Regions from separate parts of the Mus musculus genome. Here regions 1 and 3 are each linked to region 2. A link is a loop called in an ENCODE intact Hi-C map of the cell type or tissue named here. Cell type or tissue: heart. All regions are shown on one strand. Each heading gives the region's core, and the rest is flanking DNA. Links, peaks and the distances in the headings are about the cores only.

Region 1 (10,196 bases), core at 806-8,805, 430 kb before region 2:
ACCTGTAATCAAGGCTGACCTTGGATTTCTGACCCTCCTGCCCCCCTTGTGCTGAGATTATAGTTGGTATCACAATGCTAGCCTCCAAGTGAATTTGGGATAGATTGATACATACATACATACATACATATAGATATCTACAGAGAGAGAGATATATCAGTAGGTTTGCCACCGCTGCTTAATCTTTAGCTATAACCTGTATTTGCTGCCATCTTGGGGACTCATAGAACCATTGCAAGTGCCCTTTTCTTTCTGTTCTCTGCCTTTCTTCCCCAAAAGTTCTCACGAGGTATTCCAGACTATCCTCAAAATTCTCAGATCTCCTTTGGGTCAGCTCCATGAGTTCTAGAATATTTTTTTTTAACAGTTACACTTTAATTAAATCAGGACTTGTGGGTGCTGAGTCAGTATTAGTGGCATAGTTATTAAGATAAATGTGGGGCTGTGAGTGTAGCTCACTGACACAGGAAATGTTTACAAGAGAGATGCCTACATCCAATCCCCAACACTTCAAGAAGTAAACATGGATCCTGTGTCTTTCCCTAAGATTCTTTTTGCCAGTGATGATGGCGATGGGATTAACACCTTTAATCCCAGCACGTGGGAGGTAGAGGAGGCGGATCCCTGAGTTTGAGGCCTAGTTCTACTCTAGAGAGTTCTAGGACGGCGAGGGATATGTGGAGAAACCCTGTCTTGAAAAACTAAAAGAAGAGGAGGAGGAGGAAGGGCAGAAGAAAGGAAGAAAGAAAGAAAGAAAGGAGAGAGAGAGAAAGAGAGAAAGGAAGAAAGAGAAAGACAGATGGACAGAATCTGCCTTCATAAGATAGTTTTGTATATTCTTAGTAATTGATGGGGAAGGGCCTAGCCCACTGTGGGTGGGCCACCCCTGAACTGATGGTCTTAGGCTCTTTAAGAAAGTAGGGGAAGTAGGAAGCCAGTAAGCAGCAATCCTCCATGGCCTCTGCATCAGCTCTTGCCTCTAGATCTAGACCCTGTTTGAGTTCTTGTCCTGGGGATTGTGGTGCACACTTTTAAAACTAGCATTGGGGAAGTCAGAGGCATGTGGGTCTCTATGAATTCCAGGTCAGCCTGGTCTACAAAGTGAGTTCCAGACCAGAACAGTCAGGGCTACATAGAGAGATCCTGTCTCAAAAACCCAAAAGGTGAACATTTTCTAAAATAAATGAGATAAAATTAAGCATAATTCCGGAAACTTGGTTGAATACTGATTTGTAGAAACCTCCTTTAAACACATTTTGGGGTTGACGGTGTAGCTCAGAAGCTAGTGCTCAGAAGACGGTGAGCTTGATCCAGCACATATTCCCCAAAAATCACACTGTTGAAAGAGATGTGAAAATGTAGATGTAAACTAGATCGTAATTGATGTCAGGAAATAACTGTAAGCTTTCATGGATATGATAAATGGTCTTGTGAATATGAAGAAGAAAGTCCTTATTCTCAGAAAAAACAAACTGATTCATTTAGAGAATGAATTTAATTTACTTTTAAAATATTTTGCCAAAAAAAAAAAAAAAACCCAAAATAACAACAACAACAACAAAAACCCCAAAACCAAAAAAAAAAAAAAAAATCCCACGTCAGGTGGTGGTGGCGCACTCCTTTAATCCCAGCACTTGGGAGGCAGAGGCAGGTGGATTTTTGAGTTCGAGGCCAGCCTGGTCTACAGAGTGAGTTCCAGGACAGCCAGGGCTATACAGAGAAACCCTGTCTCGAAAAACAAAACAAAACAAAACCAAAAAAAAAAAAAAAAAAAAAGTTAACAACCAACCCAAAACAAGGAAAGAAAACCACAAATACACCTGTAAATACATGCATATAAAGCAAAAAATGCCAAAAATGTTAATCTCCTGAAGTGGTAGGTCAGTCTGTCTGTCTATCTATCATGTGTATCTGTTTAGGTGAGTGGGTGGCTGCACATGCACCATGGTGGAAATGTGAAGGTCAGAAGACCACTTGAAAAAGTTGGTTCCTTCCTTCCACCATGTAGTTTCTGGCTGTCTTGAAGCTTGCTCTGTAGACCAGAGCTGGCCTTGAACTCAGAGATCCATCTGCCTTCGCTTCCTGAGTTCTTGGATTAAAGGCATGAACCACCACTGCCTGACTCTAACTCTGCCTCTTAATTACCAGAATTAAAGGCTTGTACTACCATGCTCAGTTTGGGAGTTGTTTCAAGTAACATTCTTTCTAGGTTCTCTATAAATATGCAGAGATGGATTTCAGGTAATCAGGTCTTTTAATAATGCTGACTACTTTCATTGAGGAGCCTCAAAGATCTTGATCCAGCAGCAACCCAAAGGAAATTCATTATTAATGTAGACTTTATAGGGGAGAGGTCTCTGAGTTTATCGGATTAATTAAGGCACTAGATAGGATATACGGAATGGTGGGTTCTTGTAGTCTGGCAAGATCATCTGTGATCTAACAGATATAATGGTATGCCTCCAGACCCATTATTCTACAAGTGGAGTCAAGAGAATAAGGAGTTCAAGCTACATGAGACTCTTGTCTCAAATACAAATGCAAAGGACCAGCAAGGACTTAGTGGGTAATGATGACAGCCATCAAGCCTGACGACCTGAGTTTCATCCTAGAGGCATTTACATTGAAAGGAGAGATCAGATTCCCATAGGTTGGCTGAACACACAAAAACAAATAATAAATGTAAAAAGAAAATTAAAATAGACAAAACCTGATGGGTGGTGGAGGCACATGCCTTTAGTCCCAGCACTCATGAAGCAGAGGCAAATAAATAGATCTCAGTGAGCTTGAGGCCAGCATGGACTACATAGGTTGAACTCTGTCTCAAAACAAAAACAAAACAACAACAAGAAAAAAAAAATCAAAAACCGAAACAACAAAAAGACAACACCCCCAACATGTAACATAAAACCTAGAGATAGCATAAACCAGCCTGCCTCCATTTTAGACTTGAAAGCCATCTTATAATAAAGACAAGCCATTCCTGTTTAAGATTGGATCTTTGTTTCTCACGGATTGGGCTATGCCTCACCTATTATTTTAACTACTAATGGTTTTATATGGCCTATTCCAGGAAATGGCAACCGCACCTTTGTTTCAGGGGGTAGTTCTGATCACCTGGCAACCGCACCTTTGTTTCAGGGGTTAGTTCTGATCACCTGGCAACCGCACCTTTGTTTCAGAAGTGTATTGTGCTCACCTGCTGTTATGATCACCTTCTTTTGACCACCTTGTTATTATCACCTGGCAGCCATGACTTTGTTTCAGGTTATGACCAGCTTGTTATGTTCTGCTTCGTAGCCTCTCTTATTTGCCTGCAAAATCTTCCATTTGACAACTCTCTACTCTTGAACTATAAACACCTGTATCTTCCCCACATCCAAGGCTGATCTCTTGGACCCAGACCTTAGAGACAGCCTGTGTGCATGAAAAAAAAAAAAAAAAAAAAAAGTCTTGCTTTAATTAACTTGATCATGATTTGGGTTGGTGGTCTTTCTCCTTGCATCTGTGACATTAACAATAACCTCTTTAAATGTTTTGATGAATACACGCACGCATAGGCGTGCACACACACATGCACACATATATACACATAAGCTATTTTATATTTCTGGCTTAATTTTGTGGCTATTTTTAGATTTATATATTTATCTTGTGAGTGCCTGTGTGTTTGTAAGTGCAGGAGTTTGCAAGCCATAGTGCATGTGTGGAGGTCAAGGAATAACTTCCTGGAGTCGGTTCTATCCTGTCAACTCATTGGATGCCAGGATCAAACTCAAGTTTTTTGGCCATCACGGCAAGCACCTCCACTCTTTGAACCATCCTGGCTCATTGTGGATATTTTTCTAAGTCAGTCACATCAGCAACAGTTTAAAAGAGTAACGCCCCATTGAGGGAGACTTCTGAAATATTCAGACTCCATTATCAAATGTTGCAGTGACTCAATATATGTACATTTGATTCATGCATCTATTTGCTTAAAAAGATATATGCATCTCATTGTATGGCCCTCGTCCGTGGGCTCTACACACCAGGCTGCCCTCAGAGATCCATCCAGCCTCTGTCTCCCGAGTACTGTGATTAAAGACTTGTGCCACCACCGCTCAATAACCTCCTGGTTACTCGTAAGCCAAATAAGAGCTTTTACCTTTTAAGTTAAATCTTAGCTGCTGTTGCTATTCCTATCTTTAGGCAAGGAAACAGAGACGCAGATAATGCAAATTGCCCAGTCTACTCCTCTATAGTAGGTGAGAAGTCTGGATGCAAAGCAACATTCCTTCGCCACTATCAACGCAATTTTGCAGATAAGAGATCGTGGTGAGACGCTAAACTAAAATCCCCGGTCTAATAGTGAACGGTGACAGCAAAAGTAAAAAAAAAAAAACAAAAAACAAAAAAACAAAAAAACAAAAAAACAAAAAACAGACTTGATGTGTTCCTCTCCTCCCCAAGAAAAGAAAACGTACAGAACGCGTTAGTAGACTCCTTATTCCCGAAACACGAGAGGTATTCACTAACTCTCAACGCTATTCCCTAAAATGGTCAGTTTGCCTGTACAGAGCGGATTGGCAGTCAGGCTTCAGCAGGGAGGAGCTCGGCTCTGCAACTCAGTCGTGAAATTCCAAGAAGCGCGGGAGCTCCCAGGCCAATCGGGTGGATCTTTCCGGCCGGCCTCGGAAATCTGGACAGCGGCGTCATCAGTTCCGGGCGTGACGTTAGCTCACGCACTGAGCCCGCCCTCTGGGAGCGCTCTGCGCTTGTGCACCTCCAATAATCCGGGAGTTAAGCCTCAGCCCCGCCCACTGTCCCGGAAGTGAATACGGAAGCGCCTCACACCCCCTCTGCCGGCTGGGGCGCAGCCATTTTAATTCAAATCTGAGTGGGCGGCGGCGGCGGCGGCGGCGGCAGCGGATTTGGCGGCGGCTTTGGCTCTGAGGGACAGGGGTAGTGTTCCTGGTTTTGGTGGGGTTTGCCTTTAGTTTAATTTTCCTTTTCTAGCTTCCCTTTGCCGGCTGGTGCGTACGTTGTAGTCCCCCGAGGCCATGTCAGGAGACGCAGCCGCGGAGCAGGTGAGGAACGGGAGCGGTGGGGCCTCGTGGCGACCTCTTCTCTCTCTAGCCCTGTGGGTGCGAGCACCCCGTTCGCGTGAGCAAGGGCCCTGAAGAGCTAGTGAGCCCGGGGATCGGGAGCGCATCCCCCGAAGTCTCCCAGGTTTGGGCTTCTCTGTGGCGTTCGTACGAATAAGTATGGGACTTAGACAATGGCAGAGACGTCGCTTCGCCCTGGCCATTGCAGTTTCTTCGGTCGGGACGGTGTATTTCATACCACTTTAGTGTTCCGGTAGTCCCAGATTGTTCTAACGTGTATCTGCGCTGGCAGTGTTTTCCTCGTCTGCCCCCCAGTCCTCTGTCCCCAGAAATAACGAAATCAGTCTGGAAAATTCGGCCCCCGAGAGAGCGAAGGTAAAAAGAGCCACGGCTCTTCCGAGCTTTGGGGGAATTTTGTGGATTCGCTTTCTTCCCCTCTCGTTTAGGAACACTTTATTTTTGCTTTTACGACCACGCAAACATTGCAGAATTTGGTAAACTGAAAACTCGAAATGTGCTTTAGTCACTGTAGGCACCATCTGTTTGGATGGTTAGATATGAATGATACATAAGTATTTTACAAATGGGACTTTTAGATAGGAGATCTCACCCTTTTGCTGTTTGGCTGTTTGTTTGTTTTGGATAGGTTTTCACAGTGTAGCCCTGACTAGGCAGGACCTTCTGACAGGATTGCTTCCTTGGCCTCCAGGCGTCCATCTCCATGTTTGGTTCTTTTGCTCTTTTATATCCTAAATTTTGTAGGCTAGTGTTTGGCTTTTACTGTAAAAAACAAAACTGAGTTTTTGAAAGGTGTGTGTTTTGATCTTGATCCACGTATATTTAGTTTTAAAAGAAAACAAAGTCCTAAATTTCTTATTGCTATAGCAATGAAATACGCTTGTATTTTTATTTCTTTTCTTTTTCCCAAATCCCCAGCTAATAAAATAGAAATTATTGGAGGTTGACAGATGAGGTAAAATAGGACTGTATGTTAATGAAGTGTAGGCAAATTAGAACTTAATTACTTTGGTGACTGAAACGCTTGAGGACCAATTTAATTCCAAGTCTTGGCAGTGCTTTTGCATTTTATCTAAAGTCAGGGTGCCCACGAATGCAGTGTCTTTGAACTATTTTTCTAAAACTGTTTATTTTACTCTACTCTTACCGGGCTGGCATTTTTATTTTCTGAAAGTGAAGGAGTGGTGTTGAGGTTTCATTGGATGTGTCTGAAATTCACTGTTTTATATAAATTTGTAAAGACAAAAATTTGCCATGCTTTTGTTTTAGAACTATGCGGGTTTTAGTTTTTGTTGTGGGTCATCCTGCTCCACCCCAGCTAGAGGTTGAACCCCGGGCCTTATGCATGCAGGGAAGCAATCAACCACTGAGTTAAAAGCCTTAGTAACACAGTGTGTGATGTTTTCTATGAGAACTGTGATGAGACTTTATAAACCTCCATTCTCCAAACCCCTTTTATTTTGACAGTTGCCCCTATGTAGGCCTGGCTGGCATGGAACTTGCTACATAGACCAGTCTGGCTTTGAACCTCTGCCTTGCTGAGTGCTAGGAGTAAAGATGGTACATGCACATCTAGCCTTTTTTTTTTCTTTTTTAATCTAGGAGTACTGTGCAACTCAGGCAGGTCTTGAACTCATTGCAATCTTTCAGCTTCAGCATCTGTAACAGGCATTCCTCCTTTGAATTTTATTGTGCAGTTTACAACAAAAGTTGAAGGGAAAACTCATGAACACTCATTATAATTTTCACCAAATCCAGCAGGGTTACAGGTTTTGTCTGTCTGTCTGTCTGTCTCTCTCTCTCTCTCTCTCTCTCAGGGTTACAGGTTTTGTCTCTCTCTCTCTCTCACACACACACACACACACACACACACACGAGTGTATATATATATATATATATATATATATATATATATATAGTATTGCAAGTATGTATTCATACACATATTTCTTGTGGCTTAAAAGCTAGGAACTTCCTCATATTAGGCAAGCTCTACTATTGACATATACCTCTAACCTTGACATATTTTCTTTCTCCATACACATTTCTTTGAAAGTTGACTTATCACATTTCAGTCCAAACTATTTCAACATTCTTTTATATAATGACATTAATGCTTTTATGTAACTACCATACCATTATCCTACTCAAAATCTAGTAATGCCTTATTGGGGAGTGAGGGGGATTGCTTTTGTTGATGTTGTTGTATAACAGCTCTTGGAAGATCAGGCAAACCTCCAACTCAGAGATCTGCCTGGCTCTGCTTCCCAAGTGCTGGGATTAAAGGCATATGGAACCTATCCTGGCTTCTGTATTATTTTTTTGAGATAGGGTCTTGTATACTTTGAGGGCAAACTGGCTCAGTTTGTAGCTGATAAATGACCTTGAACTTCAACCTCCCAAGTACTGATCATAGGTTCTTTCCAGTGCACCTGGCTCAATAATGATGTATTTCTAACATGTCCATATTCAGATTTGCCATTGCCTCAAGAGTGTGATTTATAGGGCTATGGATGTTGCACAGTTGGTAAGAGTGCTTGTGTCACACGCACAAGGCTCTGGAATCCAACCTAAGTTCCTAAGCACTAATTAAGCCAGGCTTTGACAAAAGACCTGTAATACCTGCACTCAAGGAGTTAGAGGCTAGAGGATCATAAGTTTGGAGTTATTGTTGGCTACATAGTAAGTTTAAAGACTGTATGAGCTATAAAAGACTTTGTCTCAAAAACAAGACAAAACAAAAAACAACCAAACATCAAAATATAATCTAGGTAAACCACTGAATCCTGTATTTATGTAATTGCTTATCTCATAAACAATCTGTTAGACTGTACCTTCTCACCTATGTTGTCTGTTCGAAAAGACAGTTATCATTTTGGGATTTTGTTAGGGGAATTTTTGATGGTGCTATTTAATATATCTTTTACTCTATTTCTCAGAGAATGTATAGTTAGGTCTATTCTCCATTTTAGTAGTTTTGAAAGGTTAATTCCTGGATAGAATATAGTACAAGTCATTTAAATACTCTTGTAAATGGATGTATGTGAGAGAGTGTGAGTGTGTATGTGAGGGCTCGTGTGCTTGGACTTGTGGAGCTCAGAGGGATAACCTTTGAAAGTAGGTTTTCTCCTTCCACTCTGTAGGTCCTAGAGATTGAACTAAGGCTTGATGACCTTTACTGTGTCATTTTTTGCTAGCACAAAAGTTCATGTGTGGTAGCATATAGTTCTGTATTCCCAGAACTCAGGTTGAGACAGAGAGGGTAGGAGACCGTTGTGGATCATGGAGACCCATGAAGTCTGATCCCCCTGGAGCTGGATACAGATACTTGTAAGCCAGTGTAGATGCTAGGAACCAAACTTGGCCCTCTGGAAGGGCAATATTCACTCTTTTAACTGATGAGCCCTTTCTCCAACCCCATTTAAAAAATGGAATTCTGTCTACAAAGCAAACAAAGACAAGGAAGCACTTTTTCTGATTATACCACTACCAATGATAGATAATGTTTGCTTCCTTGGTTGTTGTGATGATTGCCACATGTCTTCATTGGACTGTTTTTCCCTATTAGTAACCTGTTTTGATACTGTCCTCAGGAACCATCAGTTGACAAATACCATCCTCCTGCCTCTGCCTCCTGGGTACTAGGTTTACAGGGGGATGTGTTACCTGGCTTTTTTTTTTTAATGTGTTTTTCATTTTTGTATATGTATCACGTGTACTCCAAGACCTTAGAAGGGGCTTTTTGATCCCCTAGAAATGGAGTTACAATTGTGAGCTACCATTTGGGTATTGGGAACTAAACCTGGGTCCTTTGCAAGAGCTCGTAACCACTGAATCATACCCCCAGCCTCTTAGTCCCACTACAGATTTTACATGGGAAGGAAGGAAGGAAGGAAGGAAGGAAGTAAAGTGTAGTGTATTTATCATAGAGCTTTTCCTTTGCCCTCATTGCATTGAAGTAAATCTCAGTTGCTGTGTTATATTATATAACTTTAGCTGAAGTAGTAATTACATGATACTTTAAAAGTGTAATGGGTTTTAAAATGTGAATTGGCTGAACAGTTCTTAGTGTTTAAAACAATGGCCAGTGAAAATCTGGAGAAATTAAATACTAAAATGACTTCATATTACTGGAAGGATGGTTCGCTGGGTAAGAGGGCTCTCTATAATTTAGAAGACTGGAGTCAGTTCTTAATGCTTACATAAGGAGGCTCACAAGTACCTGTAACTCCAACCCCAGGGGATCCAATGTTCTCTTGGTCTCCTTGGGCACTTGTACACATCTCATGCACATAAATGAAAACATTTTTTTAAATGACCCTTAATTATAGGTGAGAAAAACCTAAATAGAACTGAAGACTACTAAGAGACAAGCTGTGATCCTAGCATTTAAGAGACTGAAGAAGGAGGAACTTGGGGTGGAGGCTATAGTCTGAACTATACAGCAAGTCTTTCTCAGAAAAAAAAAAAAAAAGGAAGAATAAGAAAAGCATCGTTTTGTGACTGTTCTGTTTCTTTTGAGGGGTGTGTGTGTGTGTGTGTGTGTGTGTGCCTGCCATATAGACCAAGCTGATTTGGAACTTGTGGTGGGACTCCTGCTTCTGCCTGTCTTTTTTAACCAGAGGAGTCATGAGTCAGTGTTTTTCTGCTAGTGAAAAATAGCTTGCAGAGGCTAGAGAAAACAGGAAAAATATAATGTGGTACACTTCTTAATGAGAAGAAGGTTGAAAAATCTTTACAGTATTATCCGAAACCTAGTTTATTTTATTAGTACTTAGAATCTGTTTAAAAGTAACAGTGTTACCAAATAATGTAAAAGTCAGGGTAGATATGAGGGGAGAAGATTGGGAAGAAAGCAGGATAATGAAATATAAATATGTTGGGTAGTATATTTTTTGGACCCAGTTATTTTTATATGTATAATAAAATTTCTCCGTTATAACCTTTCTGTGTTCCTCTTGTTTTAAATGATTTTTGGTGTAAAACAATTTTGAGTAGGTAAATTGGTTTGATTTTAATATTTAGGAAAACCAGACTTCTACTTTATTTGGCAGTAATTGTTTCTAAGGGTACTAGATCTGTCCTTTGTTC
Region 2 (10,196 bases), core at 1,569-9,568:
CACGTCAGGGCACGGGTGTTGCCCAGATGCCAAGTGTGCTGCAGGGAATATAAACCACCAACACAAAGAACCAGCCCACCTAAGGTACACTAGGTCCTTGGCTCCTCCATAACTCCAGCAAGCAAGCAAACCACAGAGAACAAATACAACAGAATAGGTAGGGAAGACGGAGAGCAATGACTGAGAGAAGAATACCAGAGAGGCCTCAAAGGCAAAGGTATTTGCCCTGCAAAGGGGAACATCTGTGGAAGGCCTTCAGGAGCCAATGGAAAGGTGGAAGGAGAGAACTGTCCTCTTGATATTCACTCACTCCTGTGCCCCTCCTGCACACTCCCTGCCTCATAAAACTTTTTAAAAAGAGAAAAGTGCATAGCTGTGATTAAGTATATTGTAATATGCAAACACCAGGACATATCCAGTAGTCCTGGTAGATGGTATTGACCTATCTCGCTTCTCTGAGAATAGCCCTGGAACGCCATTATTTCCTTTCCATCATAACAGACTGAGAGCCAAACAAGCAATGCTAAAGAGAAATCCTCCAGAGAGGAGGTTCCAACTCCATCCAGCAAGCACCTTACTTACAGGCAATCATAACACCCATCACCTAAAACCACTGCATTCGAAAAACCAACTCAGCTCCTAAAGGCAAGCTTAAAAATGAAAAGGGCAACAGGGCAGACAGTCCTGTTCAACACTGACAAGGGCAACAGGAAGATAGTCCTGTTCAACACTGACAAGTGTCTGTGTAGTAATGAAGCCTTTAAAACTCCATGTGATGTCCTTAGCAACCTGAGGTAAGAAGTACTGTTTTCATTTTGAATTACTACAGCTACACTAAGCAGTCTATTCTGCTCAGAGCCATACAAATAAACTCAAGGTTTGAAGCCCAGAGGCCTGATTCTACAGCCTGTATACTAAAATACACGTGCCTCTTATAGTCTGCATGTATTCCATTTTAAATAGTCTTCAAAGTAAAACTAATTCCTCTCAACCTTTTACTGACAACTGGTTAAATTGCTGTCACAACCAGGCCACCATAGAGTAAACTACCCACTGCTTCAGAGCACAGATTACAAAGGTAAGCACTATTTACTTATTATAAAACACATCAACCTTCACATCAAAATCATATCCTTATTTTTCTTAAACAGTATGAAAATATTTGCAATGTACCACATAACAAGTGAATTCATCTTGCTAATACTAGCACTAAAAGCTATGGTGAAATTTGTGTAAGGAAATTAACTGAAGAATGGTGGGTTTTGTTTTTGTTTTTGTTGTTGTCATCATTGTTAGAAGTATTAAACACATAAGAAAAAGCTAGGTAAAGCAGCCAGGGCTAGCCTTCATTTAAACTGCCAGACAACATGGCTGACTGTCTGCAGGCACCTAAAGCTAGGATACTGAGTAGACGGTATTTTGGCCAGTGGGTTTGAGGAGTTGAACAGAAAGAAGCCTTTACACCAACACCTTGCCGGAACCCAAGAAGAAAGAACTCATTTAATTCTGCAGTTCTTAGCTCAGAGCAACTTCTCTTTCTCAGAGCCCACACCACCTCTTAACAAAAACGACAGCATCACCCTGGAACCATCGAAACATTAAATAACCTCATCTAACATCATATACAGCTTTGGGGTTTACAACTGTTTTAGAACACATTCAATTTTTCCTTTCTGGAAAGTTTAAAGATGAGAACAAATTTTATTTATTTATTTATTTTTTAAGACAGGGACTTATGTACCCCAGACTGGTCCTAAATTCACTTTGTATACACCTCAGAGGATGAATCCCACTGCCTCCCCAGCACCAGGATCAGAAGCCCACCCACCACATCTGGTTTTAAGTGGTTCCGGGTGTGTACTCGGGGCCCCACTCCTCCCAGCTCTCTACTAACTACACCACATCTCCAGCTCTCTAGTTATGCTGCTCAGTTAAGTCTTTGCAATTACTCAGGAGCTAAAGATTTCTGATGCTGTGGAGAACAAGGTAAAAACAACTAGCTCAACTTATCTTCAAGAAACACGCCCATCTACTAGAGCTGGGAGTCAGCGCAGCGCTTCGGAATACCTTTTCTTACAATCCACGAGCGCCTCGTAGAGCAGTCTGAGGAGGGTGTGCTTCTTTTCAGTGGTGAGCTTCCAGTCAGAGATCCACTTTCTCACCTGCACCGCGATTGAGGGAAGGAGAGAATGTATTAAGAGAGATGAGGAGCACATATTCAGTTTAGTGCACTCAGCACTAAGGAGGAGCAGGAAGATGGGTTCAAGTTCATCCAGAACTACACATCAAGTCTGAGTCCACCGGGGGCCACACTTCCCAAAGGAGAAACAAAGACAAAGTTGAGGGCACACAGAGCTGCTCCTACCTGAGTTCCCACCTAAGTAAGCTTCACTTCCTACAAGCACAACACTCACTTGATCCAGCTCCGTTGGGATGTACTGGATGGCCCCACATGATGCCGCCACTTTGATGAGGCTGCAGTACACTGTGTACCTCACAGGAGTATTCTTGTCCATCCCATGGAAAAGGTTGCTGAGCCTGGTTAACAAACAACCAAAGTACTAATTGAGGTTATTTGCTCTCACCACAAATACAAGGCAGCACTAATAATAACTTCATCTAAAGAGGGAACTGGGGCACAGAAAGGTTGAGTGACTGCCCAAGACAGAAAGCTGCTGACAGTCCAATTCCAGAATTCCTGCTTCTAACAATCATAATTTATACCATACAAACATCCCTCTGAATGCTGTATCTTTAAAAAAAAAATGTACTTTTATTATTTAAAATTTTGTATATGTGTGTGTGTGTGTAGGTGCACAGGTGCCAGCAGAGACCAGAAGTACTGGATCTCCAAGAGCTGGAGTTAGGGGAAGCTGAGCCATCTGACACGAGTGTTGGGAACTAAACTCAGGCACTCTGCAGAGCCATTTCTCCACCTAGGTCTTGCAGTCTAAAACTTACAACTGTAGTCTCAGAGATGGGCGTTCGCCTTCCCGAAACTTGACCAGCTTTTCACACAGACTTTCAATCAATGCTTCTTGCTTGTCTGGTTCCAGGATCAACAGGAGGGACACCACACTGTTCATCACACTTTCAACATCTACATAGGCATCAAGAGCACAGTCAGCAGACACAACCTTCAGCGCGTCCAATCTGGCACACATTTCTAGTATTTCAATACAAAGATGCTTAAAATACATAGCTTGCCTACTGTGAAAGTTAGAGAACACCTTGATTTCAGGGAGAGCTTTAAGACTACAGCATCCATGAACTCTCACCTCACCAGCACCACTGTAGCGCCAGCATTTACACATCCACGTTTTCTTTATGATTTCCATTGGCATAATACACAATCATCTTGAAATTACTAGCTGGATTTTAGGTCAGGAGGTCTCAACAACTGAAGAAAACTTTGTACCTCATGTAGAGAATTATTTAGAAGTGAATGGCTGTTATATTCCTGCTGCTTAACTCATTTTCAAGTATTAGAGATATTAATCGCTCTAAAAATTTAATATTTAAACTTTAACAAATATTTCAGAGTTCACAGTACAGAAACTATACTGACTATTGAGAAGCTGTATCTCAATGGGCAGCAGCTGAACAATTAAATATTAAATTAAATATTACTTGAAATAACACCCTCTTTGATGTCCATCCAAACGCTTCAGTTCATTTTAAAACCATCAACATCAAGTATATGTACAAACACACACACTTTTTCCGTTTTTTTAAAAGGTTCCCCCAGAACGGCTTACTTTATAGGTCTAACAGAAAAAAACCCTGAAATTATATGAAAATATTACATTTAAAACTAACTGAAAATATTTAATTGAAAAATATCTTCATAATTATTTTTGATTGTATTCTTTCCCTTCTACATTGCTTAAAAATCTTAAGTCTCAAACCAAAGCATATAACTGACAAGAAAAACTTTAAGGTAGAGAACTTGTAAGAAATATTTTGTAGAATGAATTAAAACAAACCTTTATCATCTTCCTTCAGACACACATCACAGGCTTCAATAATCTGAGCTAAATCTACATGAAGTCCACCTTCCGAGTTTTCTTCTGAGAGCTCAGCTCCTTTTGATTTCAGATAAGCTCGAAGTTCAGCAGCCTATGAATCAAACAGGGTTGCTAAATCTCTAGATCCACTTGTAAAAATCAAGTTATGATAAAACACAAATATCAAACTCATCTGCCCTGCTTCCAAAGTAACATGCAAGTGCTAACTAACTACCCTCCAATTGTGTTGATTCCCTCCCTCCCTCTACAAAGTCCACGCAGACACATAGTTCACAAAGATCATATTCAGTTTCCTGCCACCTGTATCCACTGGACTTCCAGTCTATAGCAAATGCTTTACTTATTTCATTTAAGCGGTCTCCACTGGGAGGGATGGGGACTAAAGATACATCAATCTGACTTGGCAAAGTTGAAGAGGTTTTTTTCCCCCAGTAAGTGAAAATTTTATAGCTGTCAAATGTATATATAAATAGCACTACTAAAATCACAGTCATCATCCGGACAATAGTCTATTCATTTGCTAATAACTTGAGAACCATTTGAGACAAGCATTTTGGGAGATACCAATATAAAAAGATAATGCCTGTCAGTGCAGCCTGCATGAAAGTGTATGTGTATCAAATTGTCTATCAATGCACTGTATAACAAATATCTTAAAACATAACATCACTCTCAGAGGCAGAAAGCACTTTTGGTACTATCAAAATAACTACTAAAATAAGTCATTTGGATGTTTCCTACTTTACTCTCTAGTTAGGATCTTTAACAACGTTTTTCCTTCGATGGTTTAACATTCATGCACTGAAACAGAAATGTAGATGACTTAAAGCTAACAGAATAAAAACTTAAAGAATCACAGTATAAAGCGTTCCATTAGAAAATGCACAGGTGCCAGGGTGAGGTGGTGGGCAGGGTGAGGTGACATATAACTGTGACCACAGCACTTGAGGCAGAGGCAGGGGGATCTCTACAGGTTCCTGGCCAGCCAAGGTTTAACAAGCCATAGTGAAACACTTCCCAAATATCAAAACAAGAAGGGGGTTGGGGAAAGAAAAAGCACGGATGTCAAATTGTCTGGACAAAGCCAAAAGAGCCTTGGGGAAAATAACCAACATTTTTAATCCCACAAATGTGTTTGGTGACCTCAGAAACCTAACAAACCCTTAGGTCTGATGGAATTATTTTTCCAAACAATAGCATAGTAATTTTATACAGAAGATGGCATGGTATTATAAAAAAGATATTTTGAAAACTCAAGTGTCATATTAGAAAAAGCAAAATAACAGCAGAAATCATTCTTTTTCTTTATGACACAAATATATAATCTAACCAAGATGTAAAGAAAGCATTTGTTCACTTCCTGCTTTACAAATCTTTTTCTAAGAATTAGTTAAGTTTAATGTTTTTATATCATTCTTGCTGACAACAAGACACTCTACAATATGGCCAATGCCAAGGCTCTATTCAGCCCCTGGCCTGAAGTACCTTTTTGGTAAATACTAGTCAATGCCTGGGAACTCTAGCTTCCTCTGCTGTCAAATACTCTTAATGCGGCATCTTTCTATGTGTGCATAACTTCCTTTCTTCTCCTGTGTAACATATGGAACCCCAAGTTTCTGTCAGTGGGTATTATAAAAGCGTATGCATGCTCACGAAGAACAGTTTGGGTTGTAGAAAATTAAAAGACTGTCATCCCAACAATTAACCTCCTGTTACAGAAAAAGGAGAAGCCATCTGTCCTGTACACCCAGGTGTAAACCCCAATTAGTGAACTTCAAAGTGTCCAGGATGGCCCGCCAGATGCTCCTGCCTCCCAGCCGCCTGGGAACAGAAAACGCGAGCCAACTAGTAAAATGCATGCCACCGTCGCCTGTGGCCGCGGAAGGCCCGCATTCACACGCTCAAAGTTGCTCCTGCGGGCCACACGCGAACTTAGCAGACGCTGGTCCCTGTCCCCGAAAAGTTCTGGGTCGTCATCGACGACTGCGGACGAGCCCTGGCGCCCACCGGGCCCGCATCCGGACCCTCGGCCGCGCACGCGCCGAGACCCAGGTCAGGAGAGCGCGCTCCCCCTCACGGGCTCCGTCCCGGGAATCCCCCGCACCCGTTGCCCCGAGGGCCCAGCATCGTGCACCTGGTCTTCCTCGCTGATATCGATGAAGGCCGGGACGCTCATGGTGAAGGCCGGGCTGCGGAAGACGCTCCGATCCAGAAACACGCCGACCGGAAAAGAGAGCGGTGCCGTACAGGGTTACGCACAACCGCTTCCGGGTCAGCCACAGAGGGCGGGCCTCGTGGGCGGGGCCCACAGTACTACTTCCTCCCCGCGGGCCTCTGCTTCAGCTCCTCGCAGGCTCCTACCTGAAATCTTCCCCTCTCCCCGGAAACTTAGGTGGGTTGGGCTAAAGTGTCCTCTGCCCGCCTGCTGCCTGCGGGTCACGGAACCCTACCTGGGCCAAAGCTTCGGGAGCCTAGAGAGCTCTTGCTGCCTCTGAGAGCTTTCCAGGTGCCCCCTGTCCCTAAAGCCTTGGAACTATTTTTTTTTTCCCCTGTGTTATGCTTCCCAGTTTGCTGGTCCAGTTGCTAGGCCATGCTCCTTGCTAAGTAAGGGTGACTAGTTTTCAAAGAATGCTCCCACTTAATTAATAAGGACTTATCCAGAATACACAGTGCCTCAGTGTATGTTAGGGATTGACTCCAGGATCCCTCCTCTAAGGATTCCAGAATCTATGGGGCTCAAGACGCTTACATAAAAATGGCTTAGTTCGTGTCTATATAACCTCCTGTGTACTTTAAGTCATCTCCAGGGCACTTAAAATAGCTAATCCAATGTAAATTCTATGTCCTCTGTTTTCTAGGGAATGACAAGGTCTGCGTATTCAGCACAGATATTTCTCCAGAATATTATAGTCTGCAGTTGATTGAACCTGGATGCAGAACTTGGAGCCATGAAGATCAAGAACATTGTAAATGCAACAATAAGGGGGAAATGCAATTAAAAAGTGGGCTGAAAAAGTAAAAACAGACTTTATTAGAGAATATACACATGGTATCCTCAGTTGATAGAATGTCCCCAATAAATGGCCTGTCAGGTATTTTCTTCCTTAATGATTGACATGGGAGGGCCCAGCCCACTGTGGGTGGTGCCACCCTGGGTAGGTGGCCCTGAGTTGCATTGAAAAGTAAGCCAAGCTAGCCACAAGGAGCAAGTCAGCAGGCAGCGAGCAAGCCTCTGCTTCAGTTCCCACCTCCAGGTTCCTGCCTTGGGTTCCTGCCATGACTTTCCTCAGCGATGGAGGTTAACCTGAGAGTTGTCAGATGAAATGAACCCTTTTTCCCCAGGTCGGTTTTTGGCCAATATTTTATCATAGCAATGGGAAGCACACTAAGACAATCTTCCTGGAGTACTGGGTTACAATGTGGAATGAGTGTGTGTGGGGGGGTACGTTCTCAAGGAAGAAAAGGAAGAGAGACTGGTTGAAAAGAGGGGAGCAGATTTCTGAGGGGGGAGAGGAGAGAAGAGAGGGTGTAAGAGGAGAGTGGGGCGCTGAGCCAGAACATATTTATTAGAATGGTCTTCTCAGAATTTCAGGAGGGAGAAGATACCCAGTGGTCCTGTAAACACACTAATATACTAGTTAACTAGGCCAAGGCCCGGGCACTGAAGCTGGAGGGCAACCCTTGCTCATCATCACAGCAATCTTTGCTTTGAATTTTGAAAGGTGACTTTTTTTTTCTAAGATTAATACTTTTCAACCTTGCTTTCAGCTTCTTTCCCCTTTCTTGATGGAAATTTGTTTCAAATGTTAATGTTGCCAGCTTTTTCTTCAGTATTTTATTTTAACTCATCAATAAGTCTTTCTTTAAAAATACATATATTTTGTTGAACATTTTAAAACCCTATTTTAATATTAGCCCCGTCCCTTACTCGCCCCTTTTTTCTGATTTCCTTTATTCTATGACTTTGTGAAGTAAAAGAGGTGACTTCAGGGGACTTTTGAGAAGGAGGTTTCAAAAGGATAGAGACAAAATTATTTGAATCTTTAGATATTTACTCATTCGCTAAAAACATATTGATCTCTCTGACAAAATTATGTACCAGCAGGTGGTTGACCTTCCAGAGAGAACAAAATTAAAGCATGCAACTTATTTATTGTTTATGTTATTGTGATGGAACCAAACCCAAGGCTTTGTGTGGACTAAGCAAGCTTTCTATCACTAAGGGATTAACTGTCATATTAAGGTTTTAATTGCCATGATGAAACACCATGACTAAGAGCAAGTTGGGGAGGAAAAGGTTTGTTTGGCTTCCACTTCCACATCATTGTCCATCACTGAAGGAAATCAAGACTCTAGCTGATGCAGAGGCCACGGATGCTGCTGCTTGCTGGCCTGCTTTTCATAGCTTGCTCAGCCTGCTTTCTTGTAGAGCTCAGGACCACCAGCCAGGGATGGCATCACCTACAATGGGCTGAGCCCTGCCCCACTGGTCACTAACGGAGAAAATGCCTTACAGCTTGCTTGCAAGCCCAATCTTATGGAAGCATTTTCTCAAAGAAGGTACCTGCCTCTCAGGTAATTATAAATTGTATGACACTGACATAAAACTAGCCAGCATACTCCTTTATAATTTTTCAATGACACTTTTTGTCAAATTCATTTCTTAATTGAAAAAAGACCCTAGCATTATTTTTCGTTAATAAAATGTTTTCTGATAATCTTAAGGTTTTTCTTTAAACACAAATCTGCCTTAGACAAATGGTACAAGAAGTACTATCTACTATATGACAGGAAGCATTCTAAATGCTTAAAAAAAAAAGTTTAGAGTCAGTTGAAACTGGGGTTAGCTGATGCTAACCTATGCCTGATATAAAATGGGGTCACTGGTATGTTAATAGCAGTAAAGAGTCACCCCTGCTGATAACCACACATACAACCTTCACTACTATATTATCCTTCTTGAGACTTTCACAAACTGTCCTCAGAACTTCCCAAAACAGAAGGAGCTGAAAGTTCAACAAAACCCTATATATTCTGAAAGGCAAAGCCATTTTTCTAGCTGATGTGGCTGTTTGTTTTCTTTTGAGGTGAGCTCTCACTAGTCCAGGTTGGCCTTGAACTCAGTGTGTAACTGAAACTGATCTTGAAGTCCTGACTCCATTGTTCCTACTTTTTTTGAATTACAGGCATACTTTTTTATGTGTGCACTGGGGACTCGAACTCAGGTCCTTGTGCTGGCAGAGCAATTGCTCTTACACACTAAGCTATTTTCCTAGATCTCCTTTTATTTTTAATTCTTTATTCTTTCTGATTAAAAATTCTGGAAAACTTGGATTTATCACACCTGCTTCCCTCTGTTTGGGGAATGTGTGTATGTATGTGTGTTGGGGTGTGTGTGTGTGTGTGTGTATACACATACGTGTGAATGTGGTGTCAAGGGGATAACTTCTTCTACTGCAGGGTCTGGGAACTGAACTCAGGTCTTCAGGCTTGCCAAGTGTTTCTACACACCTTGCCATATCACAGTCAGGCCCTCTTTAATTTTTAAAAGGCACCACTTTACTTAGAAATGGACTCTTCTGCGCTTGTCTTTCTTCTTATTTTGATGTATAAACCATGACTTTGATGGTGGAAGCTGCAGAAATCCAACCGAAACCTAGCAGTGATCTTGAAGGTAAAAGTCACGGTGGCAGGGAAAGGTGGAAGGGGCTCAGACCCTGATACTAGGAAGATGCTGTGCCAACCACGACTGCCTCTCTTGCTTGTTTAATGTAGGAGGAAATGAACCTCCATCTTGTTTTCATGTGCTATTACATGGGCTTTGCCTCACAACAAAGGAAACTAATTTTGACTGACTCAGGAAAGTTTGAACTCTGAAGTCATCACTTTGAAAATAAAAGGCTTGTTTATGTAAGTGCATGTTACTGGTTTTTTATTGTGTATATTTATGGTGGGAATCTTGATCTCCCTTAGCCGTTGTCATGCAATGTTGAATTCAGAACACTACTATCCTTTTAGGATCTCAGAGTTTTACAGCTAATAATTAAGTTTTATACTAGCGAGGCAGCATACGATTACAGTGACTTTATAGGGAAACAAATAATGTTGAGTTCAGCTGATTGGCGCCTTACCGAAATAGATTACACATGAGCCATGACAGAACCGGTG
Region 3 (10,196 bases), core at 1,524-9,523, 210 kb after region 2:
CTTCCTAGACCGAGTATAGATTGTAGCGGCGTTAGAACTGAGATCTAAGCAGCAGTTAGGCACTTGAAGATGAGACTGTGCAATTATGCACCATCTATTCCCCCTTTCCAGCTCTAGGCATACAGAAAAGGCATGCTGCCAAGAACAAGAAGTAACCACCCTTCCTGTACCCCCACCTCCTTAGCCACAGGCACAGATGTAACTAGTTGCAGTTAGAGGTACTTAACATTTTCTTTTCAAATTTTGAAACTAGGGGTCAAAATTACAACCCCACAGAAAGGAAGTCTTCTTAAAGTTCTGAGGAAGTAATCTCACAATACAGAACTGACTGGAAGTCAAAGATTCTATCAGGCTTTTAGCCTATATCATAAAAGTTTAAAGGAGACGGGACATGAAAGGCTTTCAAAAGGAGCCCTATGAGATGTAGAAATGTAAGTCCTCTATACGTCCACATACATTTCTATTGCGCTCTTGCTTGAAGCCAAGAGGAAACGTCCACTTAATACTTTGATCATTACAATCTTAAGAAAATAACTCTCACCCTACTATATACTAGAATTTTGAGACTTCACAGAATCTTTCCCAATCCCTTAGTGAGCGTTTAAGCCCCGGCCTCCAGGGCTTGTACTTCTGCTCCTCTGCCTTTCCCTTGCTCTTACTCCCTTGCTACCTCCTTATTCAGATCTCAGCTCACAGACCCATTTCCCTGACTGCACGAAGCACTGTTTAAAGCATCATTTGGAATGATTAAGATCATTTGATTATTGCCTATCTCAGAGAGAGAGAGAGAGCGCGAGACGGGGGGGGGGGGGGGGGGGGAGAAGGGGAGGGAGAGAGGAGGGGGTTTCTGGAGAGTAGGGGTCAGTTTATTTGCTGTTCTTTTGGAGAACATCACCCCCCACTGCATCCCCACTGTCTACTGGGGCTGGAATTTTCTCAACCCTCCCTGTAAAGGGTTCGCAGTGTAACCTGGCTCAGGCTCGACTGCTCTCTTTTGGCCTTTTTAGGGTCTCGCATACAACATTCTGCTTTCACCCTGGGAGCGTGGAGGCAGCTGAGGCTTGGGGCAGTTTCTGTTGGCTGGGACCTTTGGAGTAGAGAGTAGCTGGGCTCTCTCTCTCCCACAGGCTTGGGGGCAGGCAGCCATATCAGCCCCCTGACCCTTTAGCACCTCCTGCATCCTGCTGCTCACGGGAGGCTCGAAGGTTGGTGCATAGCGGGAGCTGCTTGTGAAAGATGTTCTGTTTGTGTTGGATTCCAGGCGCAGGGAATAATTAGGGGAGTGACATGCTGTTAAAGTTGAGGCTTTTCCTCGTGGGCTGGACTACAAGGCTGCTGGCAGAGGACATGTACGCCTGTGTGCCTCTGAGGAACCCCAAGCTGGAGATAGAGGAAGAAACTTTGGAATTTCCCATAGTTCCTTCTGGATGGACGACTGTCGAGAAGCCCTGGAAGTTACTGATGTGAAGTGAAATGCTTGATACTCAAGGCAGCTGAGGACCTTACAGGGCCCCTAGCCAAAGCCCTATGTCAAGTCAGCGTGTAGAGATAACAGTGCTGAAAGAACCAGATGTTCTGGGAAATGCCAGTAGCCAGCGAGGGAAAAAGTTCTTTCTTAGACTGTCCAGCCCAGTACCTGGCAGCACTGGCATATGGTGGATGTTTAATGACTGCTCTTTGAAGCAGGAAGCGTGTTTCCAGCCTGGCTGTGTCAGGGTTCTGCTAACATTAGATTTCATAAATACAGGCCCTGGGTTCACAGCCCTATCACGTCACTTCCAAGCTGTCTCTGTGGGAGGCTATCAGTGTGGTGCTGATGTCTATAGGGTGAGCCATGAGGATCAGAAGGAGTGTCTAGAACAGACTGTGGCACATGGTAATGGGACAAGTGACAAAAATAATCATAGACTGTAGACAAGGTAAGGGCTCCTTTATGAGGGAGATGGGGAACAGGGTCAGGAAGAGCTCAACAGCTAGGTAAAAGAAGAACGTTTTCATAGTCAGACTGCGTATGAGCTTCATTATTTTGGGGCTCCTTAAACTTTATATGTGTTTGTAAGTGTTTTAGCATTTGCTCAGTATGTAGTTAAAGCATGAAACCTTTGCTCTCCCATGCGATGGGCTGCCTTTCAGTTCTCCTCAGACCACTGAGGCATTAACTTGGACAACCTGCCTTATTCTTGCATGACTTTGTGAGGAAGTGCAGTTATTGCATCCAGTTCACAGGTGGGAAAACTGAGGCTGAACAGCTTTTTCCAGCCACAGGATTTCTCTGAACCCCGAAAGAGGATGTATCCTCTGCCATTTCCCTGGGTGACCATGCAACCCCATCCCTCCTCTGGGTACTTTCCGTAAGACACATTTTGGAAATGTACCCAGACTGGGCCTCCTGGAAAGGAGAAAGCCGGGTGCTCTGCTGTACATTTGGTGCCTGTTCTGCCCCACGCTATAGCCAGGATGCCTCCCACCAGCAGCCCAGGCCCGGGAGGCTGGGTTTAGGTGTCAAGGCTGGAACCTGCCTATTTCCTTCCTGTAGCTGTTCTAGGCTCCAGTCGCCATGGATTTATAGCCAATGGAGGGTACAGTATACACTTTGAAAGGAAGATGGGTGAGGAATTCACAAGTGTCTCTGAGGAGTTGGAACATTACCGGGGCATCTTCCTTCTAACCGATGCACACTACTCTTTTAAAGACCCAGAGAAGGCAGAGGCCCTCTTTCTACTTATTCTTGGTGCTCGGCTAGTATTCCTGTTTGGATCCTGTTTTTTAAAAACAGGGTCCTTACATTTAGACACATCGTGTGTGTCATTTAACACTAGATCATCAGATGAACTCATCTCCAGGACTGGGCCAGCTCCCCTGGGGACATTCAAGGACATGGTGCTAGTAAAATCAAAGGCTCTCCATGACAAAAAGACATTCTTGTGATTTTTAAAAAGCTAACACAATAAACTTAATATAAAATGTACCATTTGGACTCATTTTTAGGTGTTCAGTGGTAATAAGGAAACTGACAGTGTTGAGCAACAGTCACCACCAGGATTGTCCATCTCAGAGACTCCATTTTGTAAAGCCAAAACTCTGAACTGATTAACCTGTAACTTCTGCAGCCCCACCCCCACCCCCCGCCAGTCATGGCCCTTCTATTACTCTGCATAGCTTTGACTAATCTGAACATCGTATAGGAACCTCACAAACACATATGCTTTTGCACTTTGCTGATTTTATTTAACATAATGCCTTCGAGGTTCAGCTGTGCTATAGATCAGAACCTTCTTTTTAAGGCTGGGTCATGCTCTACTCTGTAGATATACCATTCATTATTTATTATTCATTCACGTACCCTTAGATACTTGGGCATCTGGATTGCCTGGATTGGCCTTCCATACATAATGGGGATTCCTCCTGGATCTATGTTAATTAGGTCTGAGTTGATAGAGAAATTACAAATCCTTTCACTAAACCAAGATGTCAAATTGAGTCCATAAGTTCTAAATTCCATTTTGAAGTGGCCATGGGTAGCTGTAGTTGTGTACTTGAGTGGGACTATGTGGGAGGAGCTAGGCAGTGACTCCTGGCGGGGCTCCCGATGAATTCTGTAGGGAGAAGGGCTATCTTAGGGGCAGTAGTTCTATGCTGGGGCCCTGTGCAGTCCAGGTCTTGGCAAAGCCTCAGGTATTTCTGTCCAGAGGTTGAAAAGTCAGCTGAACTGGTTGGAAAGCCAGGCCTGGATTGCACAGAGGAGGAATATACTTGCTTCCCAGACACATACTGACTGGGGGCTACTGTTGGGTCATAACTTTGAATGGATAGAAGGGTAGATTAGGAAAAAGCTAAAGGGGGAAGGTGGGACAGAGGGGTGTAATGTAACAACCCTCAAATGTCGCTTCCCTCAGCTCGCCTTTCCATGGTGTCCTTTTCTCCCCAAGGAAAGGTTTTGAGTCAGAGAAAACCAGTTTGTAGTTTGTAGATATTCCATATGTTCAGGCTGCTTTAGCAGTAGGCAGTTGATACATTTTATTCAGGGAGACTAGCTTTGTCTTCTGTACCTGTGGGTCCCCACGTTGTATTGAGGTACTGCAGGCAGCACAGTGTACACTCAGGGTGGCTGAGAGGTCTTTACAATGTTGGAGGAAAACAGCTGTACTCAGCACCTCTGTGTGGGATGTCCATGAACTACTGGCCCGAGTAGTTCATAGTTTCAAAGTGAACTTGCGCAGCATGCCTCTCCATGATGTCATATCTTTAGGATGCTTGGTTTCCTTTGGTTGTCTGATAGACATAGAGTTCCTTGTAAAATTCAGTGGAATAAGAAACAGCAATGGAGGAGACACGGGGGAGTTTCCTGTATTTTTGATTGGCACAGTGGTTATGTGGATATTAAGTATATTAAAATTCATTGAGCTGTTAAAATAAAGAGTAGTGGCATTCTTGTTGATTTCTCAATGCCTAATAAGTAATTGTGATTAGTGAAGAATGGAATAAAAATAGTACATTGAAACTTTCATATGTGCTAATTTTTCAAGCAGCTACTGAATTTTAGGGCATAGATACTTAATTCATTGACTGAACAAATTGAACTCTTAGTATATGTTCCATTCCAGGGCTACCATGCAAATTACTGACACAGTAAAGATACTATGTACCAAGAGAGTGTGGGAATCTCTTGCTTTATTCTATCAGAAACTACCCCAGATGTTGTATTTACTCTTAAGTATATCAGACTCGGGATTGGAGATGAGATGGCAAGAGAAATTAAACACTGCTTAGAGATTTTCCAAAGTAAATTCCTGCAATGGTTAATGTAAATCACCAACTTGACACAATTTAGAATGACCAGGGAAAGTAGTCTCTGTGAGGGATTGTCCAGGATTGCCCGTGAGCATGTCTGTGGAATCTTAGCTATGGTAATCGAGGTAAGAAGACCCACCCACTGTGAGTGGCGCCCTTCCGTGGGCAGGGAGATCCTAGACGGTATAGAGAGAGCAAGCTGAGTGACAGCCCACGTGTACGTGAAGTCACTGTTCTGTGACTACTGCCTCACCTTGACATCTCCCAAATGACGTGCTGTAATCTGGAACAGTGATTCAAGTCAGCCTCTCCCCATTTAGTTGCTTTTGCCGGGATATTTCATCATAGCAATGGGACAGGAAGCTAAGACCCTTGCATCCTTTGGTCACATAATGAATATGGATTGGCTGTATAAAATTTAGAAAGAGGAAACATGGAAGAAAGAAGCAGTCCACCTTCACTCCAGGTCATGAGGACTGCTACAACCTGGTGGATATTTTTTAGATTTTTTTCCCCCTGTGGGAGGAAAATTTAACACTTTACCAAACTTGGATCATATATACTGTACTTGGTTGTTAATTTAAACTTTTTATGGTTTTAGAGTCATCTTCCCAGTCAGTGTGCATACAGTCCAAATCACATGTAACGAATATCCATTGTTACTTTAAATAAACAAACAATTTCTAGGGAGAAAAGCTTCAATTCTGAAGCCTTTGCTAATTGTAGGGTGATTGCACTAACAGTGGCCCAACTCTGCCCCCTTGTGGCTGGATGCAATAATTAATCTTTTCCTATAACTTGTACAGTGTGAGGTAGGACTTGCATTCTGACACAGAGACTGTGGAATGAGATTTTTTTTTAAAGGAGTTCATAGTTGATAAGGAGATGTGAGGCTTCTATAAATAGGTGAATAACTATGAAACAAATGTTCCACTGTTGTCATGGGAGCCACAGTTAAAATTCCATATTGTCCTGATGATTAAAGGTCACGTCACACAGCAGCAGTAACAGAGGTAGCAGACATTATTGATTGCTTGTGACCCAGGAAGTGCTCTTTGCATTTTTCATTGAAAGCATAGAATTTATCTCTTGTAGGCCTTTAAATACTGGTAGAATTTTAGCCTAGAAGGCTGATGAGATGATAGAATGGAGGGAAGGGGGCAGTGCTCCATGCAGAGGATGGAGGGAGGGGGAGGTGCTCCATGCAGAGGATGGAGGGAGGGGGAGGTGCTCCATGCAGAGGATGGAGGGAGGGGGAGGTGCTCCATGCAGAGATGGAGGGATGGGGAGGTGCTCCATGCAGAGGATGGAGGGAGGGGGTGGTGCTCCATGCAGAAGATGGAGGGAGGGGGAGGTGCTCCATGCAGAGGATGGAGGGATGGGGAGGTGCTCCATGCAGAGGATGGAGGGGGTGGTGCTCCATGCAGAGGATAGAGGGAGGGGGTTGTGCTCCATGCAGAGGATGGAGGGAGGGGGCAGTGCTCCAAGCAGAGGATGGAGGGAGGGGGTTGTGCTCCATGCAGAGGATGGAGGGAGGGGGTTGTGCTCCATGCAGAGGATGGGGTGAAGGAGTGGTGCTCCATGCAGAGGATGGAGGGGGGATGGTGCTCCATGCAGAGGATAGGGGGATGGTGCCCCATGGAGAAGCTGGAGGGATCTGCACAGTAGGAACAGGCTTTACAGATCCGTAGGGGTGGAGTGGGCAGTGACAGGAAAGGATCTTAAATCCCATGCTAAAAACACGACGTTGGCTCTGTTGACAGGTAGAGAATCAGAGATCCGAGCTTTTTGATGGACAGTCATTGGATCAGAACTGGGCTTTGGGACAGTTACACTTCAGCAGTGTGGAAGATGAGAGAGTCAAACCGAGGGACCAGTTAGGAGGATACAGCCGTGGTCCAGCTGGGCTCTGATACAGTTCTGAAGAGGGGAAGGAGATGAGTCTGAACTTGGTTAGGATGTTTCTCTTTTCCAGCGGTTAGATGGTAGCTGGAAAGCAGAGCAATAACGTTTCTCCTTTTCCAGTGTGGGTAACAGCAAGGGTTTCTCAGAACAGGAACAAGCAGGATTTGGACTCCATGGGTGGCAGAGACCTGGCTTTGTGCTGTGAAGGAAAGAGCAGCAGGTTTACAGCTGTTTTAAAAGATGGCATACTTGATGAGACAACGGAGCTCAGTGTGCCTCCCACAACGATCAGGTTTAGTTTACGAATGCTTCTTAGTATCCTAAACACCTGCAGTTGTGAAGCTCAAAGCAAGGTCTGCCAGTCTCAGAACCTTCTTGATGGGTTCAGCTGTGTTCAGAGGACGTGGCAGCCGCCTCTGAAATGCAAGCTAGGAACATAAGTCGGTACTTATCCTTACAGTAGGAATGAATGCGACCCCACTCCTAGCGCGGTGTGGTCTGTCTTCGCTGGGACCACGTGGACATGTCCTCGGAGTTGGAACAACCATGGTGTAGATAGAAGTGATTCTGTTGATGATCTCTTTCTCCGTAACCACCGGACTTTTCTGCCCCAGTGGTCCTTTTAAATACTCTTCCTGGAGAAATTACTTTGAACTATAATTTTAAAAGATGAACTAACTTGGATGAGGAAGGAAATATTGGGTACTTCTAGGGTCTAGAATTCGGGAGGCTCTACATGGCTTTCACCCCTGAATGTCAGAGACTGTTTTCCTGCTCATGAGCAAAGAGGTGTGACTGAATACCATATATAAAAAAGTGAGTTTTGAGTGTGTGGATCACTAATTAACATGCTTGAGTTGTCTCTAACCTTACTGGAACCATAATTCAAAGCTGATTTGGCATTAGTACACAACGGTATCATATTTCAAGCTCTACCAGATCTGAGTTATGTACTTTATTACTTTTTAACTGTTTAAATGACATTCGTGTTAATAGGCTTTAACATCAACAGGCAGATGGTTGGGACGGCTCATGGCTACTTGAGTCTTCATGGCTAATTGGGCACACATGTACTAAATTTGCCCCTCTACTTGGAAGTGAAGGATTTTTTTTACTAAATATGAGCAGATTTTTTTTTCAATACCAGGCAGCTTATTTTCATTTGCTTAAGTAGTCTTAAAAACACGAACCGTTTTTCAGCATCATGTCTTAATGTGTTAACAGTTTTGGTTTTAAAGAACAGATTTCTTTCAGTGGCTTAAATGAGAATTCACACAAATCATAACCTTTTAATTAAAGGCAATATGTTTTCATGCCAGACGTTCTGAAGAATTTCCAGTGACCCAAGAAGGAACACATTTCTGGGCTGGAAGTATGAGTCTGGGACCCTTCAGAAGCCTGGCAGAAAGGCCTGATGGAGGATTTGAAACAGGAAAAAGATTAATAAAAACAACATCAGGGCAGTTTTCAGCTCACGTGATGTGGGTAGTAACATAATTTTCTGTATCATAGGATGGTGCTATGAAGCGTTGGTGTTGCCAAATACTTCTAACCCAAACGCGCACATATGACTGCCGCCGCTGGCTTTGGCATTGCAAAGACATCCCAGGAAATCTGGATGAAGCTAGCAGAAGTTATTATGTTTCAAAGACAATTAGGAAGGGTCTGACCAGCAGACTGGAAAACAAGAGACTTAGATGTTTGAAACTGGAAGGCTCCTTGAAAACTCTTGCTGTCCAGTTATTACCGAGGCAGCTTGTTGGGAAATCGAATATTCCTCGGGTGAAACAAAAAGACTTAGGGACCAGGAGGTAGACAGTTTCTAATGTAATCACTGCCTGGCTCTCACCTCGCCCGTCACCAAGCATGTGATCTTCTCGGTTTCTGTTTGTTGTTCTAACGGTGACTATATGGACTTTTACCAACTCACAACGCTTTTGTGAGGATCCTAATGAGTATATAGATGGGTCTCTCTTCATTATTTGCATCCTTTTATTTTCCCATTTTAACAGTTACAAAACCACTAAAGCATTACACAAATTTAAGTGTGTGTGTGTGTGTGTGTGTGTGTGTGTATGGAGGTCAGAGGTCAACCTGAAGTAATTTCTATAATTGGCTCTCTATCTTACCTTTTCAAGACAGGGTCCGCCACTAAACCTGTGAAACTCACCTATTTGCTTAGAGCAGCTTGTCCAAAGGCTCTAGGGACCCACCTGTGTTGGCCCCTCAGAACTGGGGTCCCAGTGTGTGATATCCCAGTCAGCTTCCATGAGTGTTGTGGATCTCAACTGAGGGCCTCCTTGGGCAGCAAGCAGTTTACAAATTGACTCTCTATGGACCTGAATAAAAATGTGTGGATAAAGACCAACCTTCCCAATAGAGTTCCTCATGTGATGGTGACCCTCAACCATAAAACTATTTTCATTGTTACTTCCTAACTGCAGCTATGCTACTGTTATGAATCATAATGTAAATATCTGTTTTCTGATGGTCTTAGGTGACCTCTGTGAAAGGGTCATTTGATCCCCGAAGGGGTCATGACCCACAGGTTGAGAACCACTGCCTTCCAACCTTGCTTCAGGGACTAGTTAGTACTTTGCCTGGGTGAGGAAATGTTCCCTGGATAGGAGAGACCAACAGACGGACTGACTGACTAAATGAATGGTCCTCTTTTCTCTACTTTTCCTTCCTCCTCCGGAGAATTGTGCCAAAAATAAAACTAAACACGTGGCTTGGGATTGTTCAAGAGTTTTAACCAGGTGCAGCGTGCTGGGACCCATCCAAGTTTGAGCTGTGTACATGAACACAGTCTATTCTGATAAAGGTCCCAGCTTTGTATGAGTGCAGGATGTCTGGTGGGATTTTTCCCTGTGACAATTGGATCAGCTACCCGAGCCCCAGTTGTAAACACATCTCAAAGCCAGAGACACTTCCCTCTTCCCTTCTCTGCTTCCCACTGCTCCAGAGTCTCCTTCTGCCTCCTTGCTGCTCTTGCACGTCTGATGAAGGGTATCCCGGAAGCCAAGAGGGGGAGTCTTCCTGTACACGGAGGGGGAGAAATGTCTGCATTCTTCCTTTCTTTCAAGAAAGGAAGGTAGATTTTAGGTTCCTGTCCCCTACATCTGCATGGTCAGCTGAGATGACCCCTGGCTCTTAATGCTGAGAACTGAGACATTCAAAGAGCAGAGTGGCCTGCAGGGGAGGGAGGTGGTGACCCCTAAGCTCAGCTGAGACCCATTGACTCTAAACTAAAGAGCAATAAACGGTGGTGAGCTGGAGGTGAGAGAAGTTGCCTGAGGTCCACTCTTGTGAGGAAGGGAGGACATTTAATAGTGTACAGTCAAAAGTGGTGTAGTCGAGTATGGAGCAGGGGTTTCTGGCCTTGTTTGCTTTATCCACAAACAAGTTGGCTTTTACCCAATGTATATCAGACTTCAAGGTATGTTTACTTGAGGCCAAAAGAGAGCTTCCTTCTGATACACCCTCGTTGTTCCCTGCGA

What was found. Hi-C counts contacts between places; a loop is a spot of excess contacts. Peaks named below come from ENCODE experiments on the same cell type or tissue, not always from the same donor. Only the 100,000 strongest peaks of a DNase experiment are listed, where the experiment ranks them.
Region 1: it touches region 2 in a loop (3-fold over the local background); 2 of 42 quality-filtered maps call a loop at or near these places.
Region 3: it touches region 2 in a loop (2.8-fold over the local background); 3 of 42 quality-filtered maps call a loop at or near these places.

Annotation. Positions count from the first base shown.
Region 1 is chr2:104,585,634-104,595,829 of GRCm38, forward strand. Cstf3 (cleavage stimulation factor, 3' pre-RNA, subunit 3) reads left to right here and starts at 4,851. Exons shown (of 21, transcript NM_145529.3): 1 at 4,851-5,069. The coding sequence starts at 5,043. In heart, for the core only: a CTCF peak has its summit at 4,821; a DNase peak (open chromatin) is centred at 4,718; H3K4me3 peaks cover 3,146 bases; H3K27ac peaks cover 3,204 bases.
Region 2 is chr2:105,010,784-105,020,979 of GRCm38, forward strand. It overlaps Eif3m (eukaryotic translation initiation factor 3, subunit M), which reads right to left and starts at 6,244. Exons shown (of 11, transcript NM_145380.2): 1 at 6,163-6,244; 2 at 3,987-4,119; 3 at 2,962-3,100; 4 at 2,415-2,538; 5 at 2,068-2,162. The coding sequence starts at 6,204. It overlaps Gm38521 (predicted gene, 38521), which reads left to right and starts at 6,338. Exons shown (of 2, transcript NR_165821.1): 1 at 6,338-6,420; 2 at 6,887-9,942. In heart, for the core only: no CTCF peak of the experiment used is centred there; a DNase peak (open chromatin) is centred at 6,308; H3K4me3 peaks cover 2,315 bases; H3K27ac peaks cover 1,470 bases.
Region 3 is chr2:105,224,971-105,235,166 of GRCm38, forward strand. All of the region lies in intron 1 of Them7 (thioesterase superfamily member 7), which reads left to right. Among named protein-coding and RNA genes, the nearest start is that of Them7, 5.7 kb to the left of the region's middle. In heart, for the core only: a CTCF peak has its summit at 5,551 (motif pointing left); a DNase peak (open chromatin) is centred at 3,621; H3K27ac peaks cover 2 bases; H3K27me3 peaks cover 1,024 bases.